Regions from separate parts of the Homo sapiens genome. Here region 2 is linked to region 1. Evidence: chromatin contacts called from ENCODE Hi-C or POLR2A ChIA-PET data. All regions are on one chromosome and are shown on one strand. The core of a region is the stretch at or near the end of the contact, and the rest is flanking DNA. Distances in the headings are between cores, read along the strand shown. Region 1 has its middle 120 kb from the start of TM2D1. Region 2 has its middle 33 kb from the start of NFIA.

Evidence for each region. Hi-C counts contacts between places; a loop is a spot of excess contacts on that map. ChIA-PET counts read pairs that join two places held with the same protein, here RNA polymerase II (POLR2A). Pooled maps may share reads with other maps.
Region 2: a map of ascending aorta shows a loop between it and region 1 (2.7-fold over the local background). The contact joins two enhancer-like sites. A Hi-C loop is called at or near these places in 1 of 168 maps with a recorded cell type or tissue (ascending aorta) and 3 of 50 pooled maps. POLR2A ChIA-PET finds 5 or more read pairs at or near these places in 1 of 52 experiments (activated T-cell).

Annotation. Positions count from the first base shown.
Region 1 is chr1:61,603,965-61,611,646 of GRCh38, reverse strand. No RefSeq gene overlaps it. Among named protein-coding and RNA genes, the nearest start is that of TM2D1, 120 kb to the left of the region's middle. RefSeq lists an enhancer at 4,307-5,506. Within about 2 kb of position 5,051, at least 15 of the 41 ENCODE cell types and tissues checked have a DNase peak (open chromatin) inside an H3K27ac peak, as active enhancers do; they include ascending aorta, where a contact is called at or near this core.
Region 2 is chr1:61,045,679-61,053,360 of GRCh38, reverse strand. No RefSeq gene overlaps it. Among named protein-coding and RNA genes, the nearest start is that of NFIA, 33 kb to the left of the region's middle. Within about 2 kb of position 2,565, at least 28 of the 41 ENCODE cell types and tissues checked have a DNase peak (open chromatin) inside an H3K27ac peak, as active enhancers do; they include ascending aorta, where a contact is called at or near this core.

The DNA of each region.
Region 1 (7,682 bases), core at 3,802-6,301:
TCTTGGTTTCTGTTTTCCTGAATGGACCCCAGCTAATACAACAGTCATCCCCATTAGGCTGAGGAAGAGTCTGTGGTCATTTTGTTTGAACACAACCAACCCATACCTGGCTGCCCAGATACCATGAGACCATCTCCTATGATGAAGATGGTTCTGCTCCTATTTCATCAAGAAATTGAGGAAATCATACATAAGTTCTATAGACTTTTCCCTTCCTCACCAATTAATGTAACTGGAAAAGGAAAACACACTCTTCCCTGCATCAACTGCTGAGCTTTGGACATCCTATCTCAACTGCCTGGAGCCCTTCTTCTCCCTCTCCTCTCCTCTCCTCTTCTCTCCTCCCCACTGACACATGCAATACATATTTGTTAAATGAATGAGTGAATGATTTGGCTAGAATTGCCATTTCTAAGGCTATTAGTGATACAGTGTTCACCAAATTCAATGGACACCTTCAGACCTTACTCTGTTTCTCTGCTGGTGTTAGTGCTTTAATCCCTTGCTTTCCATGACTTCACTCTCTCCTGGTTCTTTTCCCACCTCTCTTGTGATTGCTTCTCAGTCAGCTTGGTAGCCCCCTTCATGGAGGTCTCATGATATCTCCATTTAATTTGCCACTCTAGGCCCTGAATACACCAAATGGATACTGGATGATGACAGTAGATTATTCAATGAATTTTTGCCTTTTCTCTAAGATGCAATATTGTTTCTGATTTACTCTTTTGATAGAGGAGAGGGCAGTGCATTTTCAGAGACCTCTCCTTGGCCTTACCCACTATGGTAGCTTTTATCTTATGGATCAAGGACCCAGTATAGAAGTTGCACCAACTTCCAAGTATATCAAACCCATTTATACATTCAAGGACAGGGAAAAGGACAACTGTGTGAGTTCATGGATCCAGTGAACACACTGTAAACTGGACCCTGACTAGGATTTGATCTTTTGCCTAGCCCTGTAGTCCTGCACCCTGAGATAGAGGGCATGGTGATGGTTCTGATTGCTAAGTATTCATGTCAACTCTGTCCAACAGCCCTTGAAATATTTGAGTATTTCTTTTTCTTCAGTGTGTAGCTATCTAAGTACATGGCCATAGGTGCCTTGGGGAAGGACTGGGGAAATGATGACCATGTACACTTGCTGTGGTGTTACAGAGTCCCTTCTCCTGGAGAACTGGCCTCCAGTTCAGCTAGTGAGTCTGAGTTTGAAAACAGATTCAAGTCCAGAAATTGGACAAGAGATTGTGACATTGTTTAGAGTATCTGCCCTCAGCCTCCTGTCATCTGTCCTTGATTTATTTGGAGGTAAATGCTGGTGATGACCCTTGTGGGCTGCCCATCTCTTTTGCCTCGATGAGCGCCATGTTCTGTTAGGTATTTCAGTGCATCTCCACAGGTTAGGCCCTCTTGGCTGCCACTGAGGCCATGCTTTCATTGTGATAATTGTGTCTACTTAACTTCTGGCGGTCAAGCTCCACCACCAGACCTTCACTGCTTTGGGGACCGCATCATACCAATTGCTTTGTAAGTCTATTTATGAAATAACCTCTCTTACTAGTACCTCCTTCTGAGGAGGGCTCTGGAACATTTTGTTGATGCTCAGAAGAATGGAAAGAGTTTTAAGCAGGGGTCAAACTTTTGATTCACAGAGGTTACTGTGGCAGCTTTCTGCCATTCTCACCAGCAGATTCCTTCTGGTCTTGGTAAATGGTCTTGGCCTTCTCATGAAACACAATCATTTAGTGAATCTTCTGGTTTTATTTACTATGTCCACTCCAGCATGCCTACTTCTCTGAGCCTTTTAATCACTTTTGCAACCATCTGGCACAGCAATTATGGCATTTTGACTTCATTTGATGTGGTCCATTGCTTGTTCCTTACTTTTAGGAGCTATCCTAGAAGGTGTTTACATCATCTCCTGGGGCCCTTGCCAGAAAGTTAAATCTTGTATTTTGTCAGAGTGCTCTGAAATCAATAAGCCCACCCCATTCAATCTTATGTTCCAGCCTCCTTGATCAAGCACCCTCAGAATTCAGCCCAGTACTGAGTGCCCAGCTTCTGCTGGTACATATTGACTATGTTTTGTAGTACCTTTGGGGAATAGTCCCTTTCCTCCCTTATCAAGCCTTGGATGGTCTAACGCTGGTGGGATTATATCGTGACCTGATCCTAGTTATAGGCCTACTGGTAAGGGAGAAATTGGGAACAGGTCCTGAGGGGGCTATATGTTGTCTTTCAGATCAGAGGCCTCTTCATTGTCTTCAAGCAAGGAGAAGTTCTTGCTCTTATTAGGGAGGAATGGACATTTCTCAGGCTGAAAGAATTCAGAGAAGTCTAGGAGTTCAAAATTTGAAGGGGCATTCAACCACATGATTCCAAGTGTTCAGTCCTATTTGTTTCCCAGCCAAGGCCCTGACCCTGCATAACAGATATGCTTTGGTTGGTCATTTAACCTTTTCTGGTGCTTGGCCACTTTGACCTTAACTTTCTCTGCCCTCTCACCGCAGTAGATGACAGCCTCATTATGAGCTGCTAGGGAGCTAATTTCTCATTATATCCTCACATGGAAGAGGAGCGGGGAAAGCTCTCTGGAGTCTCAGCTGCCGTCTCCTGACTCCACCATCAAAAAGGCCGGTTATCCCATGGCCCAGCTTCTAGATTTCCCGGCTAGGGGTCAGAATACAAGCCATGGTGGTATCTGCCAACATGTTACTCTCTCCATGTGGTGCAATGGAAACCCCTTGCACATGGCTTGAAATGAACGTGGTAGATCCCTGCATTGTTAACTCCCCATCTTCTGCCAACTCACATATAAACCCCTTTATAGAAAAGTGTAGGAACTCAAAGTGCTGTTCAAAAAGTCCTAGATTATACCTGCCACTTAGAAAAAGAGAAGCCTGTCAATTTTACAGTCACTAAGTATGCTTTCTACTTAGTTGTTGCAAGGTCAGAAAGACCCACTTATCCAATTAGTGGGGACATGAGACAGTGATGGCTCTGTCTTAAAATAGATAGAAAGGATGATGCTGGGAAAAGAATTCTGACCCTAATTTAAGAAAGATGCTATTAAAATAATGAGTCAGTGTTTCAAATGATGTATCTAAGGAGATGTTCTAGCCAGTCTTGTAGGTTCTGTTCTTAAGAGCGAGATCTCTTTAACAGAGACCACCAGGAAGAGTGAAATGCAAGGATGGAGAGCTCACTTGCTCACAATGACATCAATCTTAGAACTTTTATACTCACCAGGGAAATTTCTTTGCTGAAAAAGTGTTAGATGGAAGAACAGTAGAGGTTACTCAGGCAGTAGTTATTACTGTTGTTTTCAATCAGCTTTCTTAGGTTGAAAGTATGAATGAATTTTTTCTGTATGAATAAAGAACACTTATTTGCTAAAAAAAATTAGCAATTTTTTTTGAGGAGTCTCATGCATCAGGCACTGAAGAAAGAATAGTAAAGAAGATATTAAAAGGGGACTTATAGACTATTAGTAGAAGAGAATGTTAAGAATATACTTAAAGAAATCTGTAGCATCACCTGTAGTATTTTTCCAATAAATTTGCCTTGAAGAACAGTGATTTTGTATTTTACCTCTTAATATACAGGCTACAAGACAATCTCAATTCAAAAGACAGTGAAAATTATAATAATAATGCCATAAATTATAACTGTAATAATAATTTTATTTTGTAAGTAATATTTATCGAGCACTCACTATATACTAGACTCTATGCCAAGCACATTTGTAGATTAGTTTATTTAATTTTTATAACAACACTTTTAGATAAGTTTATTATTTTTCTGTTTTTATAGACGTGAAATTTAAGGCACAATCATGGGATGGCAGTCTGATTCTTAACCATGGCTTCATGCAATCTGGGAGTGAAAACACTGCACGGATTCCCTCAGCTGTAGATGGAATCAGTTGTAAATGGGATCTGTCCTCAGGCGATTAGAGCAGCTAGCCCAAGTTTTCTTGGTTACAAGGGAAAGGCTTCTGGCGCTCACCTCGATTTTGTGATTTTTCATGTGTGTAAATGATAAGAATCTACTAGATTTTCTCCTAGAGCACATTTGTTCCATTAGTATTATCACCTTGGCCTGCTTTGTGTTTGAAAAATCAGTGACATCCTGTTGTAAGCTTTCATCTTGCTTCCCTCATATGAAATCGTACTCAGAGCAGCGAGGCATTTGAAAGCAATGAACTTCAGGGAATTGTCTAGGCATCTGGGAATAACAAAGCCTTCGTGAAATATTCTCACTGCCCGTGGGCTATGTGAGCCCCAAATGCATCACACCCTTTACAAGGGAGCCTCTTCCTTGCCTGGCAGAACTGAGATCCGCTCCAAGAACACTTCCTTGACTCTAGCTGGTGCCCACTGGTGCTCTATTGGTGGTTCCAAAACCTCCTCTTTCAGAGGCAGAAAGAAGCTCATGGTTCCACGGTGGGGTGCCAAGTACTTCACCCCACTGCTACGTACTTGACCGCATGGAGATGAATTTCAGGAATATCTGCTAGGAAAGAAAGACAGGACCTCATGCTGAGAGAAAAAGTCCCCCAAGTTGAGTTGGCGCTCTGGAAAACAACTGGATATGTCATTAGTCTTTATTACAGTTTCCACAGACTAAAAAAATTGTTTATAAAACAAAAGCAGCCTACAATTTGGTATGGTAACATTTTTTAGAATTTTGTTTTTGCACAGCAGAAAACAGGGCCGATGTGGTCATGGTGGAAATGAAGCCAGTTCTGTTACCCCAAAGCACCTCTCCTAAAACACTAATCTGAGTAAGCCAGGCCCGACGTTGCCAGGAACAGCCGGCAAGGCTCTTTGGAGAGACTTCCGGGACAAAACGCTCCAAACAACCACAGCAAAGCCCCACACCATGCAACAACTTGTACATGGCACACCCAGGCTCTGATGGCTCACATTTTTAGAAGTAGAAGAAAATCTACCAGTTCCCCTCCTTTCTTCCATTCCAGTGGGAGTTAATCACAGTTGTTATTTCCTGGACAGTATCTTGGTATACATGATTCTCGCCTTTCCTCTACCACGAAGACGTCCTAGGCAAATGGAGACATCTCTCTTGTTTGCAGTTCTTTGGTTCTCAGTCAGTGAAATATGCCAAGTGAAACATCCAAGTTTCCTGCTCGATGCTTTGGGCCAGATCATGTGAAAACTAAAGAAAATCCATGTTTCCTGGCTTGGAGAACAAGAGTAACCAGCTACTTATTAATCGCAAAGGAAGTGTTACAAAAAGGTTAGACTCATGGTGAGAAAGCAAAACTGTTTAGGAAATCTATTAAAATTTGGGGGTTGGGAGACCTCCTTTTGGTTTTTTCTTCATTTTCCATGTGACTAGAATAATTTATTTTTCCCTTTCCTGTCATTCTGAAATTAAATTCAGAAGTGCCTGCCGCAAGCAAGAAATTTTAGGGAACGTTCTTATATTTTAGAGGCTACTGTACTTTGGAAACTATTTGGATAGTTCTTACACCTATATTTTCTCAGGAAAATAAAAATAGATTCTTCATTTGTCTGATTCATTCAATGGCATGATGACTCAGGGCTGAACAAGGACAGACAAGTCTCTTGCCCTCAGCAATTTGTATGTTATAAGTGGGGGAGATATACAATCAACTTGTAAATTCAAAAATCTATAATTTAATTTCCAACAGCAATAACACTTTAAGGAAAAATAAGGCACTATATTAAGATAAGGATATAGAAAATGAATAGGTAAGGTGATTAGAGAAGACTTCTTGGAGGAGAAGATACCTGAGCAGAAAGACTGGAAGGAGTGAGCCATACATAGTTCTAGAGGAAAGGCATTCCCTAGACAGGCAAAGCCAGTGGCTGATGCCAGTGTGGAAGGGGAAGTGGTGGTGTTTGAGATTAGAAAGGTAAGCAGAGACCAAAGCCTGTAGGCTCCCGTTTAGCATGACAAGGCATTTATATTTTATTCCAAGTGTCATGGGAAGCTTTCGGGAGACTTTGTTTATTGTTAACTTGTTCTCTACTCAGTTCCAAAAAGAGGTAGAAATACTTTTATTTATTTATTCAGCAATTATTTATTGAGTATTAACCATATATCACCTGGGTTCAGTGCTAAAAGAGTTGTGACCTCTGTAACCAAATGACAGAATAAGAAAATAACATGAACAACTAGAAAAAAGTAGAATGTGGAAAGTTCCAGAAGAGAGGGAAAAATACTACTACTACTACTACTACTACTACTAATAATAATAATAATAATAATAATATAACAAGAACATGAACTACAAATATCAATGGAGTCCTTTTTGTGTATTCGGTACTCTATGTATTATCTCATAATGACTCAGTGTCTTATGTACTATTATTATTATTCTCTGAAGTCAGAAAAGCAAAGTAATACTATAGGTTAGAAAGTGAACAAGTCAAGAAGTCAGGATTTGAATCCAGGGTTGTCTGATTCCAAAGCACAAGGTTGACCAACTTAGAGGAAGGAGCTAACGAGATAAGCAATTGTGTTCTCCAATATTTCCTGAAAATAACAATGATCCTAAGTTTGGGAAACTCAATATGTATAGCTGCTGCTCATAGGAATAAAATATTTTATCTACTGCATGGGGGCCAGATTGATTTCAGGTATATATTCCAAAATTAAACAAGTATGGCATTGTAAAGATGAGTATTAATTTCTTTAAAAAATGATTACAAAACATTGCAAGGAAAACCGCCCACAAACTGTTATTTTTACTTCATGAAGCATGTTGCAATCTGTAATAACTGTGTCCTTTTTGTCCTTTCCTCATTTTTTTCTTTCCTCCCCCACTGTACTGTAGTCACCATAAGGGTAAAAACTAGGTCTTTCTTCCCCATGGTATCTCCAGAGCCTAACACAGTGCCTCAAACACAGTAGGGGCTCAATTACTATTTGTTGGATGAATGAATGAATGAAACTTCATTTCATTTCTTTGCAAGGCCTGCTTTTACTGCCATGTGGCACTCCAGATAGCATGCAGAGATGGCAGAGAGACTAATAAACACCTGAGGTATTTTGCGATTCATGGCTGACCAGTGCTGACCCTTTATTTAATTAAATCTTTCACTTGTGAGTGAATCATTTCTTCCATTAATTAAAATAGGATACACATGTGTCTCTGTAAAGTATGTGTCAAAAGAAAGCATTCCACCTAAAATATACAGGAGGCGCTGACCACCACGGCGAGTCATCCATCATAATCTGCTAAAAAGATGGGCTCTGGAATTAGAACTAACACAATCATCTTTTATGCCCTCAAAAATATTAGTTGCAGCTTCTCAACCAATCTATCAGCTCCTGCATTAATATAAGGAGGAATGCATAGGGTGAAGCCATAAGAGAACTGTTTAGTTTGGAGGGCAGAGCATGCCCCCCAGCACTCCAGGAATGCCATCATCTCTAATAACTGCTTGGAGCCCTCGCTCTCTGGAGACTAGCATCTTGACAATTAGAGCTGGAAGACAGCAGGGACTGCACTGTTGCAAGACAACACGTGCTTCTTCAAACCCTCTGGAAGTAAAAAAGATGCTAGCAAGAACGGATGGTGCTGTTGAAGCGGCAAAAGCAAGTTTATGTTCCATTCACCTTATGGTTGGTCTTCCCCTGCAAGAAACCAGATGCATACATCTATTTGCAATCTTTAATTCTAGGAAACAGCA
Region 2 (7,682 bases), core at 1,316-3,815, 560 kb after region 1:
TCACCCACTTCTGGAGGGGGACTTAATAAGACTGCAATATATTACCATGTTTAAAACGTTTTGCAGAAGCAAGATTGCCTAAAAACGACCTGCTGGCGATACACGGGAAAGCAAATCCGCTTACAGAGAGGGCCCGATCTGGAGGAAGAGGGGAGAAGGCAGGACCCAGCCCCAATTAAAACCCAGCACTTTCCAATTTTCGAAACACAGCACTCAATGCTGTGGGGCTACAGGATGGAGTGGTGACGGCCCCTGGAGCTGACAGGTTGCAGACCTTCCGGGCTGTTCTTTACTGCTTACTGGAAGTCTTCAGACTTCTTTTGGAGTAACCGTTCCCCTTTTGTGTTTTGTGGGCATGTGTTTGCACCCTGAATGAAGCTTGTCCCCACACTTGAAGTGGATAGCTCTTGTTCTTTAACTGGCAGTGAGTGGCCCTAGAGTGGGAATGTTAGTGCCAGTGCAGACTAAGGTGTGTGTTTGTGCCTGGTTTGTTGTCTCGGGGAAACCACCACCTTAATTGTTTTGTGCTCAAGGTGCCTGTGTTTTTAAAGTGAACTCAAGGGAAAAACTGCAGAGTTTGCAAGTTTTGTGATTCCTCAGGCCAGGAGAGCCTGTGAAGGTCTCGGATCCCGGTATCTCTGGGGCGAAAATCATTAAAAGTATTTTGTGGAGAAAGCATAGCTTCCCAGCTTCATGAGGATAAGGCTGCTTTCTGTAAACCTTCAAACCACAGTGCACCAAGCCTCTACCCTCAACCCCTCTTCGAGAACAGAAATGCACTCCAAGCATTTCTGGTCTTCTTGTGGTTACCATGCCATTATGTAGCACCACCTGAAACTATCTCTTTGAATACTGATTCCAACTTTTACAAAGTTTCTTGCCCTTTTTTGCACCCTGATAAGTTGTACTTGTCCTATGTGTAATGCAAGCTTGCCTCTGAGCCCTTGACCTGCTGTCAACCCCGGAATAGGGAGTATTCTAAAGGTTACATTTTCGTCTTAAGGGATAAAAATGTTGCTTTCATCCTGTTTACCGAGGGTGCCCAGTACAAAGTGGGCAAAGTGGTAGGAAATGCGGTCTCTGGGCTTTGCCAGTGTCGGGAGGATAGTTCCAGCATATTAGTCCCTGTCTGCTTAAATGCCGACGTTAGGTACCCGGCATGTGATGTCCTGCGGTTGAGCCCTCTTACTCTTACTCATCAGGTCCCGGCTGCAGCGCTGGGAACGCTGGGCACACCTGCCGATTTTAAAGCAGCAAATTCAGTTCAGGCCACCGGGAGCGGGAGGGCTCGCTTTTCCGCTGGGGCTACCGCATGAAGCAAGTGCTTAAATTTTTTCCCTTCACAAAAGGGAAAAAACCATTTTGCTTAAATCTGTTTTTTCTTAGGACGCACTTAGAGACCAGGCCCGCCAATATTCCAGTTAGAGTTAACGCTACCAGAAATATGCAGTGCTTTAGGATTCCAACTTGGGACTCGTTGAAGACCAGAATGTTACAGTCAATCTCGCCTTTCTCTTTTTGTTTCCAACACCCTACTTTCCCTTCAGTCTCTTTCCTCTTCGGTGTTCTCTACCTCTTGAAATATAAAAGTTTAATAAAAACACCACCCTATTTTATTTTTTAAAATAAAAGTTGACACTAAATTTGAGAGCTAGTGTTGCAACTAAGCTCTTCGGAAGTTTACCCATCTGTTCCCCAAACCTTTGATGCCTGTAATGTCAACCACGATTGCTTCTTAAAATTCACTAAAAGAAGTCTTTCAGTAACTTTGAAAAAGTGTAATAAATGCTAATGGGGGGGAGGGAACTCCCAACTCTGATGGATTTTACCTTCTCGGATCAAGGAGCAGGACTCCAAGCAAAAGAATAAACTTTATGTAGTTTATTTTTAAACTATTCTATTTTCAGTAGCGATTTCTCTTCCTTAGCTAAATTACTCAGCTTTGCTCAATTCCACTTTTACCTTTCCCCACACGTCCTCACTGACTCAGCAATTGTCACCGAGTGAGACCCTAGGTAGTGGGAAGGAGGCCCCCACAGATATGCTCCCCGGCTAAAGCGCTCGATTGAAGATCTGAGAAAATATCTTCAGAAACTACAAATGGAGCAAATCATTTACCTAATTCACTCAAGAGCTTCCACGGGAAGGACTCTGGAGGATGAGTGTCCTCCTAATGCGGTGCTAATGAAAAGCCCCTTAGCCGGCTCTCCGGCCGAGCGCCGGACCGCGTCTGCTCGGCGTCTACGGCGGAGCGACCCTGGTTGGCGGCGGCCGCGCATTCCCCCCCCCACCTGCCCGAGGTGGCACGGCGGCCGCAGCGACTCCGGACGCCGCCGGGGCCACTCTCCGGAGCGCCGCCCTGCGACCCCGGACGCCCCCTCCCTGCCCCCACCCACCGGCGCGGGTCTTCCTCCCGCTCTTCCTCCTCCTCACCCTCCCCGGGGCTCTGTGTGGGGGGCTAGGAGGTGACTGGGGACGCTTCCTCGGTCGCGACTCCCGGTTCTCCGCGGCCTCCCGCCCGGGGGGGTTGGGGTTAAAATCTGGGAGTTCAGCTCTGCGGCGAAATCTCGGGTTCCCAGGGAGGGGCCGGAGGGAAGGAAGACCCCGCCGGGAGCGCGCCGGCCAGAGCCGCCCCCGCCCCGCGCGGCCGCTGTCCCGTGGGGAGGATGAAAGCGCAGGGCCCGGGCGGGGCCGCGGCGGCTCCAAGGGGCGGCGAGTGCGGGGCGGGGACTGCGGCGCTCGCGGTGACCGGGCCCCCCTTCCCAAGCCGCAGCTCCTGGCCCTGCAGGTGCACCCCCAGCCCCCTTTTAGGCCCCTCCGTGGAAACCGCCTTCCGGCCCAAGTTCTATCCTTTGAGGCTTTGAACCAGGCCTTTCAGAAGTTTTTAAAGCTGCCCCGCCCCGCCGGCACTCACGGGGGTCACAGTCCCCCATCCCTCCACCTCCGCTACAGCTGCCGGCGAAGCGGGTGCCGGGAGGAAGCGGAGTGGGGGCCAGCGGGCCGGCCCGAGGGTCGGGGACCGAAGCGCCGCCCCGGAGCGCCAAGCTCGGCCCCAGCGCTTGGAGATCGCGCCGCGTAGCCCGACCTCGGAGGAAGCGCGGGCCCGCCAGCCCCTGGAGAGGGGAGGGCAGGGGGGCTGGGAGAGGAAGAGCGCGCGGGGAGGGGGGCATGTCCCCATCACCGAGGTTCCTGCGCTCAGTTCAAGCCAGGGGACAACTTAAATTGGCCTTCAGGGGAGGCAGCTGGTGACCCGTGTCCTCGCCCTCCAAATTCCCCTGAGCGAAGCAGGGCGCCACCTACAGGCGAGCTCTAGATAGCAGGCAGGAGAAAGACGCGCCTGCAAAGTAATGTGGCCCCGTCCCAGCAAGCCTAGCAAGGCCTGTTGTGTCCACAGCCTCCTCTCAGCTGCCTGAGCCTGTACCGAGTTATAGGTCCGTTGGCAACAGCAAGAGCCCTGAGGGCACTCAGCGTGTGCTTTTGGGGAGTGGAGAACTGGGTGTTAATTTCAGGAATTGGGGGATTCCAGTATCAAAGAAGTAGCAGCTCTGATTGGACAGGCAGGTTGCACCCTGACAATTTTGGCTGCACTTTGACTCCAGTATCTCGACTCCAGGCTATTTTCATGGGATGCACTACGTTTCCTTGAGAATAGCTGTGTAACCTTGGGCAAGTTACTTTATCTCCCTGAGTCTCTGTTTCCTCATCCCTCAAAAGAGGGAATAGTGGTACCTGTCTGATAGAGTCATTGTGAGAATTTAATGAGATGATGTAGGTAAGAAGCTGTAGGTGCCTTCTAAGGAATTTTCACCTATTTCTTTTTTAAAAATAGTTTTTAATTATTTATTTATTTATTTTGAGTCGGAATCTCTCTCTGTTTCCCAGGCTGGAGTGCAATAGCGCGGTCACGGCTCACTGCAACCTCTGCCTCCCTGGCTCAAACAATTCTCCTGCCTCAGCCTCCTGAGTAGCTGGAACTACAGACACGCGCCACCATGCCCGACTAATTTTTTGTATTTTTTAGTAGAGACAGCGTTTCACCATGTTGGCCAGGCTGGTCTCAATCTCCTGATCTCAGGTGATCTGCCCGCCTCGACCTCCCAAAGTGCTTGGATTACTGGGATTACAGGCCTGAGCCACCGCACCCAGCCAACTTTCACCTATTTCTAATGTGAAAACCCATCTTTTATTCTAAGAAATCTAACTTGTAAGACTGTTTAGCTTCTTTCTGTTCCTTGAAGATTAGGGCCTTAGAGGAAGTGGGAGAGAGCTAAGAGGTTTCAGTGTTTGAGTAGGAAACAGGATGGGTTATGGGGAGTTTTGATAACTAGCTTATCTCCTCATAGACAACGGCTGTAGGCCGGGTGCTGTGGCTCACATCTGTAATCCCAGCTCTTTGGGAGGCCGAGGTGGGCGGATCACCCGAGGTCAGGAGTTCGAGACCAGCCTGGCCAACATGGCGAAACCCCATCTCTAATAAAAATATAAAAATTACTTGGGCGTGGTGGTACATCTGTAATCCCAGCTTCTCAGTAGTCAAGCAGGAGAATCACTTGAACCTGGGAGGTGGAGGCTGCAGTGAGCCGAGATCACACCACTGCGCTCCAGCCTGGGCAACAGAGTGAGACTCTGTCTCAGAGAAAAAAAAAAAAAAAAAAAAGACAATGGCTATGTGGTGGCTCAAGCCTGTAATCCCAGTGTTTGGGAGGTGCGCGGGTCACTTGAGCCCAGAGGCTGGAGACCAGCCTGAGCAACACAGAGAAACCCATTTCTACAAAAAAAAAAAAAAAAAAAAAAAAAAAAAAGCTGGGCGTGGTGGCCCATGCCTGTAATCCTAACTACTTCGACAGCCAAGATGGAAGGATGGCTTGAGCCTGGGAGGCTGAGGTTGCATTGAGCTGAAATGGCACCACTGCACTCCGGTCTGGGTGACAAGCTAGAACTGTCTCAGAAACAACAACAAAACGAACCAAAAAAACCAAACAACATCTTATATTTGTGGATGACTTACTATTACTATTTACTATTTTTATTATCATTTGCCTCTATTAAATGATTTAATTATCATTTTCACAATCTCATATGGTATACATTATCCCTATTTATTTATTTATTTATTTAAAGACAGGGTCTCTCTCTGTCACCCAGGCTGGGGTGCAGTGGCACAATCATAGCTCACTGCAGCCTCAAACTCCTGGGCTCAAGGGATCCTCCTGCTTTGGCCTCCCAAAGTGCTGGGATTATGAGCATGAGCCATTGCGTCTGGCCCATTATCCCAATTTTAAAGATGAGGAAACAAAGACATGGGGATGCAAGCCATAGTTGCTGTATTTTTTCTGCTTTTAAAAATATTTTTTGGCAGGTCACAGTGGCTCACGCCTGTAATCCCAGCACTTTGGGAGGCCAAGGCAGGTGGATCACCTGAGGTCAGGAGTTCGAGACCTGTCTGGCCAAAACAGGGTGAAACCCTGTCTCTACTAAAATACGAAAATTAGCAATTAGCTGGGTGTGGTGGTGGGCACTGTAATCTCAGCTACTTGGGAGGCTGAGGCAGGAGAATTGCTTGAACCCAGGAGGTGGAGGTTGCAGTGAGCTGACATTACAGCACTGCACTCCAGCCTCGGCGACAGAGCCAGATTCTGTCTCAAAAAAAAAAAAAAATTTTTTTTTTTTTACTCTAGGAGCCCTAGATCTGTATTTCACTATATTTCAGAATCTACCTTTTTTTTTTTCTTTTAGAGTTGTGATCCTGCTATGTTGCCCAGGCTGGAGTGTAGTGGCTGTTCACCGATACGGTGATAGCATACTTGTAGCCTTAAACTCCTGGTCTCAAGGGATCCTCCTCCCTCAGTCTCCTGAGTAGCTGGTACTGAAGACTCAAGCCACCATGTCCAGTCAGAATCTAACTTTAACATTAATCTACCTTTAAGTTTACCTACTGTGTGCTAGATTACTAGATTAGGAATTTTAAATATCAAGTGTCGTATAATTCTCACAACACCTTTGTGAAGGAAGACTAACTTCTGTCATCACAGAAGAGGAAGGAGAGGTTCAGGGAGATCAAGTGAGTCACTTAAAGTCTCATAGAGAAGTGGCAGAGCCAGGTTATGGAGAGCCCAGATCTCCCAGCACACACCCAGGTGTCTTCCACTGCATTACAAGTGGAATGTAATGCATTCCACTTGGCTGCATTACAGCCAAGAACGCACCAACTGGCTCTAGGGTACTTAAAAAAGTTATCAAGAAAGATCAGGCAGAAGGGTGGCTTGCTCGGTACTTTTGCTACACTAAAGATGTGGTAAAAGATGGTGTTTTCAGCCTCAGTTAATTGTAGATTATAATGTTTCCTAGGAAAATATTGATGATGGAAGAAGGGAGCAGGGGTGCATTGGGAGAAACCAAGAATGAGTGAATTTGTAATTTTATAAATATCAATAATTTATATTTATTTTATGACCAAACTGACCAAATGTCATTTTAGTGTATACATTACAATGAAAAGTTTAGTATAATCTAGCTATTGTCAAATCCTGGCATCTAAACTATAGTCATAGAGCTTTGTCGATCTGGTTATGGAAATTATTTACAATAGGTGTTTTTGTATAGCAAATGTTTTTGCTGGTCTGTATCCATGTAATAGGAACATTTTATGATGAAAGGACTGGATTGTTCAGGGAAGCAAATTATGCTTCTTTCAGGAGTGTTGTTTTGTCATTGTGCAACAATTACTCATTAGTTCCCCTTCTTCTTACTTACCTAAGTAGCAAACCAACCCGTTCATCATTCCTAACCAGAAAACGCCTTTCCATCCCCCAAAACAACTGAACTCATCAAAAGGTGTGGAGTTACTGATAGAAGGGTTTGAGTTGGGCATTGGATGTAAAGGTGTGCATTCCATCTTCTTTCTCCCACTGGGTCCAGCCATGATGCTTTTGCTTGCCAACACAATATCGTGAGCTCAGACTTTGGCAATTCATCTCTGGTTTCTTTACACTGAGAGTGTTTCTAATAATATAATAGATTTTCATTTTGAAACAGATGCCACAGAGGATTCGTTAGCAGGAAAACCCTACTGTGTAACTAACACTATAAAGTTACCAAATGTAAGGTTGGGTGGTTAGATTGTTAGCTTTTGGGGACCAGTTGGTAATTAGATAAGGGGGCTTTGTAAAGAAAAACCAGTTGAAACCAACACATATTAATGGAATGTATTTTGTATATTCTACACTGTTCTAGGTGCTAGGTGCTAGCAGAAATATGGAGAAATACAAGAGTATTTCTCCCAACATTTGCATTATTAGTTTTAGGGTAAAATTTTCTCCCATTCTCCCATTTTTCAAGTTCATGCCTTAGTTTCGTTATAATAAAATCATGAGGATAATGTTCAAAGAACATATACCCTAGCTCAAACATTAAGCTGATAAATTTTCTTCCTGAAATTACTATCTTCATTCTAGAATTTTAATGTTTCTCATTTCATCATCTTCACATAGCTAGGGTGACTTGAGAACAGACTTTAGGACTTCCATGTCATGGAAACACACATTGATTGGTGTAAGAGTGTGGATTGGATAGGTATATTTCTGGAAACCTTAGCTACTTCTTTTTGGTACCATTTCCCAAAAATGAGCAATCCAGGGCTTTTTTTTGGTAAATAAAGGGCAGAGCTGTGATCCAGTCTATAG